Linked DNA regions of Homo sapiens: region 1 is linked to region 2. Evidence: chromatin contacts called from ENCODE Hi-C or POLR2A ChIA-PET data. All regions are on one chromosome and are shown on one strand. The core of a region is the stretch at or near the end of the contact, and the rest is flanking DNA. Distances in the headings are between cores, read along the strand shown.

Region 1 (2,939 bases), core at 175-2,674, 94 kb before region 2:
GTTTATTGAAAGTTCAAATGTAGTGGGGCATCCTACATTTGATCTGGAAGCTGCCCAGGACTCCCACCCAAAGGCATAAAGATTAAAGTCTTCCACCTGTTCCACAGTGGACTGGCCTCACCAGCCACCCTGGAAACAGCCCCTCCTTCCAACTCTCAAGCAGGACACATATGCTAAGTAGGAGCCCTTTCCTGAGCTGCCGAGTCAGGTGACCTGCTGTGCCAAGGCGCCCAGCACAGGGCCAGGCACACAGTAGGTCCTCAATATACCCCGTCCCCCATTCATTCCAGGCAGCTGGGGCCTAGTACCCGGCCCAGGAGAGGCTGTGACTGTGAGGGCGCCAGCTCAGCTTTGACTATGGGAGGAGAGGGGTGGTCCAAGGAGCAGCATGGCAGAGGTGGGACCGGGAAGGTCACCGCCACCCACTCCCTGAAGTTGTTTTGACGATCACATGAGAAAGCGGCTCGGGATATGTTCTGGGCAGCACGTAGGTTATCATCAAGACCTTTGAGTGGTGCATTTTAACCACAGGGCCTCGGCCCCCAGTCTTCCCTGGGGAGGAAGGCTGGACAGGGAAGTTTCAGAAGTACAGAGCAGAGCCAGTGCCTCTGAACGCTGGAATACCGACGGCTGACATCTGTCCAGCACCTTGTAATTTGCCAAACACGTTCCCAGCCATTCGCTCTACAGGCCTCACTGCAGCCCCAGGAAGTAGGGGCGGGTTGGGGCCCATTTTCCAGAGGGTGCTCAGGGCGGCCTGCCCCGGGCCCTGCCTGGGAGGTGGGGCCCGGTCCAGGGGACTGGGGCCGAGGTCCCAGCGGTGTGGGGGCGAAGGCGGGGGCCTACCTTCTGGGCCTGTTGGATCATCTGCCTGACCACCTGCTTGAGGTGCGGCGCCTTCTCGTCCTTGGGCGGGTGGGTGAAGAGCGTGACCCGGCTCACGCCGCGGTAGAAACCAGTGTCCGTCCAGCCCAGGTCCAGAGGAGGCACCTCGGTGTCGGAACGGTCGGGCCAGTAGGCCAGGGACTCGCCGGACTCAGCCGGCGCCGGCGCGGGGGCCTTGGCCTTGGCCTTGCTCTTGCCCCGGGCGTTGGCGGCGGGGACGGCGTCCTCGTAGGGGCTCCAGGCGGCCCGCAGGGCCTGGCGCTCCGGGCTGGAGAGGAAGTCCCGCAGCTGCTCCTCCTTGAGCCGCTCGCGGTAGGCCTGCTCGCCGCCGCCCAGCAGCGCCTCCAGCGCGGCCCGCCGCCGCTCGCAGTAGTAGAAGGCGGCCTGCGCCTCGGTCACCTTCTCGTTCACGTGCGCCTCGTCCAGGCAGTTCAGCTGGGACTCGGCCATGGCGCCCCGGCCCCGGCCCCGGCCCTGGCCCCGGCCCCGCCGCGGTCCGAGGTCCCACAGCCGCACCTGGAGCCGCCGAGGGGCGGGGCGCCTCACCTGGCCGCGAGCTCTGCCCCGGCCCGTCCCGCCCCGCCCCGCCGTCGGGGAGCGGCCAATCCGCGCGGGCGTGGCCGTCGGGCGGGGAGGGGCCGCCGCCTCCGCCGGGCTCGCCGGGACCTCCGGGCGGCCTGGCGGACGCGGTCGGGCCCGGGCCTGCAGGGCCCACCAGCCGGGGCTAGAGTCCCTGAGGGGACGCCCCCAGGGGGCGGGGCCGTCGCAGACCCACGTGCGGGCTCCGGCCCCGACTCCTCCGCGGGGTAAAGGTTCGCTGTCCGGCCCTCGCTGCCATCCGCCCCCGCCGGCCGCGTCGCGGGTACGAGTTCATTTTCCGCGCACGTGGAGTCCGGAGCACGTGTTCTGGCCCAGTGGCCTCTGGGGCCGCCGAGCTGACCCCTTCCCCGTCGAGGGTCCGGTGTTGGTGGGGGGGCCTGCTGCAGGACGGGATTGTGACGGCTGAGGAGCGGGCAGGGGGTGTGCAAAAGCGAAATGCTAATGAGAGCTCGAGCTCCCCACCCTTGCGTCCCAGTTCTGAGATCAGAGCCCTTCTGGGCTGGGAGTCCAACACCTTCACTGTAAAACTTTCTTTTAAAAAATAGCTATCCAAACAGAAATGATGTAAAGAGCAGCAGTGGAATTCCCCCCGCCCCCACCTTAATTTGAAGTAGGGTGTGTGGTGTCTCTCCGTGTGTGTTTGGGCAAGATAGGCTGCCAGAGACATGATTACTATATTAGTGATTCAAAATGTATGTTTGAGCTCAAGGAAGGAAACCGCACGTGCGTGCACACCACACACACGCACACACACAGCAGCGGTGGCAGCAGCTCTGCTGTTTCCCATCGGATTAAATACAATCGTCTTAGTCATTAACATATTATGTTGTTCATGCACTGCTCTACAATTTGATTCTCCACATTCAAAATATTTTCAGATCATAACAACTAAAGGTTCACATTTCTCTCACTTTATAGCGCAGCATCTCAGAGCTGGAAGGAGCTTTTCAAGCTCCTCCAACCCCCTCATTTTACAGTTGAAGAAATTGAGGCCTAGCAACGTGTGCGTTGCCCAGGTCTCCCGTGAAAGAGGCAGAGCACGGGGACTGCAAGGTTTTCTGTCTTGGAGGTCTTTCGCTGACATCACGGCCGCCTTTACCCTTTCTCCTTTTCTTGTGAAACGACAGGTTATTGGGGACCTGGTTTTCACCCCAGGGGATTTGAAAAGGTCACTTACCATTTCTAGGCCTTCCTTTCATGCTCTGGAAAAAATGAGAGTTAGATTTTCAAATGTCTGCACATTATTGTTATTATTATTTTTTTTTTTACAATAATCAGTTCTGGCATCCTGTGTCAGCCCAAAGATTGGGAGTGGTGAGCAGCAAGGTGTCCATCACCTCACTTGTCCTTTACCCCTCTTGGGAACTGGAAAGCTTCACTCCTGGTAATGCTCCACTCTTAAGTACATATAGACAGATTGTGTCCTTAGATGGGAGAGCACTTAGTTTATTACG
Region 2 (3,149 bases), core at 624-3,123:
TTCAGGAAATAAGTGAGAGACATTTTGTATAAGAAGTGGGAAGAAAATGATCAAGAGTCAAAGAAACAACTAATCATGATATCGCCTTGCATTTTTATAGAGCCTTTTTCCTAAGGCACTTCATATCTATGTTAACTCATTTATTCTTACAACATCCCTACGAGGTAGACAGAACAATTGAAAGGGATTTTCACCAGGGCCTAAGATGTGGGAGATATTCAAAAGGATATTGTATTAGCAACAGAGATATTTCTTCATATTGAATAGATTGATCATCTCCTTCTCCTCTGCTTCAGTAAAGTCATTTTTAAAAAGATAAAATCTATTACAATTTGGGGAGAATAAGATTTCAGTTTACCACATGGGAGACACTCCAAGTTCAATCTAAAAAAGCAGTTTTATTCAATAATATAGGGCCACCTCTCTTTTACAAAAAAACAAAAAAGGGTATGAGTCAGATTTTTTTCGTATTTGAAAATTAAATATACTTAGGTGGTCCTCTATTTACACAGTGTTCCTTATTTAATAGCAGATGGTTTTGTAAAGAGAATCACTATAAAATTATTCTATAAAGTTTTACATAAAATACTGGATTGTTAAAGGAGAGTAACTTCTGCTAAATACTCTTTCCGAAACCAAAAATAAGAAACAAAAAGGAGCCACTAAAGAACTAAACCGTTTATGACAAACATTGCTGCATAGAACAAAAGATTCTGCGACCTGAAGTTTCCCATCCTCAGATAACATAACGAGAACACACGAAATTTTTCCCATTGGATGTTTAGATCTAAAACACTTCCCACTCCTAGTTTATCTAGGGATGTGTATGTTCAATAGTGTGCAAATTATGCTGCATACACTTTATTAAGAAGGCCTAATTCCAGGTAGATAAATACGGTAAATTTTTTTTGACAGTATACCTGTCAGGGCAATACAGTACATTTTAAATTAGTGAAACCTTTGGTTGGTATGTTCAATCCTCACGTTCAGGAAGAGTTGGGACAAAGAACACAAAGCAGCTATCTTCAGACTGGACGCCTAAACCAGAGACAGTCATAGGGATGGAGCCTAACGGCTAGTACGAAGAGAGACAATACCCTTCCAAAATACACTTCAACATAAAGTTTTCTTTTCGTAAAGGAATGAAAACTGGTGTCCTTTGTACAGGTAACAAAAATGCGAACAGAACTAGAAATTCAAGCAAAGAGAGAAATCCTGACCTCAGAGTGCTAGTGTTCATTCATCACTGCTCAGCCCTCTACCACCCCCTCCAATCCCTTCCAATTTGGATTAAATTCTGACCATGGTGAAGTGGAATTTTACCTCCATGATCCCAAGGTCGAAAATCTTTCCCTGAGATGCTTCTGAAGCCAGTTTGTGGAGATTTTTGTGTTATGGACTGGGTAAGGAACAAGTGTTCTCCCAGTTCATTTGATAGAAGTCAAATCCCATCACCACAAACATTGTCACAGCAAAAGGTTTAGAGACCTTAGCTGATGGGACTTAAAAGCAATATTTAGAGAACTAGTGAGATTCATTTTAATTAACTCATACAGAACATTCTGCAAATTATAAAACTGTTCAAAGTTTCTAGAGTATATGTACAGATGTTGTATAATGACATACCTTTTGGAAGAGAAGGGGTTGAGTTTATGTCTTGGCTTTGACACCGAGTTATTAGAATCCTTTCTGGCAAGAAGGGAGACAAATTCAAGCATCAGAGTTACTGCATTTCAGAGTATGGATCCACTTTGTGCTGTCTTCCATGTACCACTCTGAAAGAGGGTGCAAGTTTACAGATCCATTAACTGTGCCTCCTCCTCCCCACCTCTTACTCCCTCCTCCAAACTAACCCTAGTCAGCCCTGCAGTCTGTAGGCAAACCACACAGGAACTAGCACATATGGGGCTTCGGAGAGTTGGGCGTGAGCCTTAGATTATGTGGTTTTGTTTTCTTGCTGCCAGAGTTGAACTAAAATGCAGGAGGTTCACTGAAACACTTTTGCTTCTTTATGCTTGGTTTCAGTTTTAACAATATCCCCCCTGAACACTTGTGTTCACATAAGAAAATTTATAGTTCTTGATATGGTCCATCAGCAAGCTGATCTTAAGGAAAACTCTTATTCTCTTAGTATAATCATGCATCCAGAGGAACATTAGGGCTTCTTGGGGGAACTTATTTAAGAGCACCCTCGATCACTCACAATGTTAAAATCCCAGGAAAGATGCTTTGTTCATACACTCAGCCTCTAATATTACTCTTGACAAAAAAAGAAGAAACATTCTGAGCTGGGATGCATTCTCACCCCAGGTTTGCCACAGTCCAGCATGAGGTGGAACCAGTTCCTTCAATTTCTGGGACTTCAATTTCTGTTGAGTCTTAGACTGAAGGCTTTCTGGGATTTAAGACTTTCCATTGACCTTGAGTTTTGTTACCTTCAACTTCCTTAGTTCTTACCTTTAAATGTACCACTCACCCTTCCCCCTATATCAACTGCAACTTGTGAAGGCCTCTTCCTTTCTCTTTGCTCTTGCTAGAAAATGGATTGCCAACGTTGCATCTTTTACAGAAAATTAGAGACATTGCTACTTGCTAAGTGGCACCATTCAGAGTTTGGGGACTGGATCCAAGATGAGGAGGGAAATGTTGGCTCACTGGGATGTTCCTAGCATTAATCCCTGGAATACCAAGAGGAGAGTGTCAAGGAGAGATTCAATTTGGGGTTCTAAAATTTAAACTTTTTCTGCAATGTGAAACGGCATCCTTTTCCATCTCTTTGCTTCTTTATATCTAAACCTTGCTTAAAATTTACTTTCTTAAAACCTTTTCCTTGGTTATAATTGCCCAACATTTTTATTGAAATAGAAAAGAAGAATCAGCAAAGTGTCAAGGTGACAGAAAATGCTCAGTAAATATTTGTCGAATGAGTTAAAGGAAGTAATTTTCTATCCATAACTCCTTTTTTTTTTTGAGACGGAGTTTCACTCTTCTTGCCCAGGCTGGAGTGCAATGGCATGATCTTGGCTCACTGCAACCTCCGTCTCCCGAGTACAAGTGATTCTCTTGCTTCAGCCTCCCAAGTAGCTGGGATTACAGGTACCTGCCACCATGCCTGGCTAATTTTTTTTGTATTTTTAGTAGAGATGGGG

What was found. A loop is a pair of places that touch in the nucleus more often than their neighbours do. ChIA-PET counts read pairs that join two places held with the same protein, here RNA polymerase II (POLR2A). Pooled maps may share reads with other maps.
Region 1: a pooled map shows a loop between it and region 2 (3-fold over the local background). The contact joins the promoter of FAM83F here to the promoter of GRAP2 in region 2. A Hi-C loop is called at or near these places in 3 of 50 pooled maps. POLR2A ChIA-PET finds 5 or more read pairs at or near these places in 5 of 52 experiments (Panc1, T-cell, activated CD4-positive, alpha-beta T cell and 2 more).

Annotation. Positions count from the first base shown.
Region 1 is chr22:39,993,439-39,996,377 of GRCh38, reverse strand. FAM83F (family with sequence similarity 83 member F) reads right to left here and starts at 1,424. Exons shown (of 5, transcript NM_138435.4): 1 at 847-1,424. The coding sequence starts at 1,335. It overlaps LOC124905155, which reads right to left. Exons shown (of 2, transcript XM_047441700.1): 2 at 1,610-2,030. The coding sequence ends at 1,610. RefSeq lists a silencer at 1,382-1,501 and an enhancer at 1,076-1,709.
Region 2 is chr22:39,899,808-39,902,956 of GRCh38, reverse strand. GRAP2 (GRB2 related adaptor protein 2) reads right to left here and starts at 1,873. Exons shown (of 8, transcript NM_004810.4): 1 at 1,627-1,873.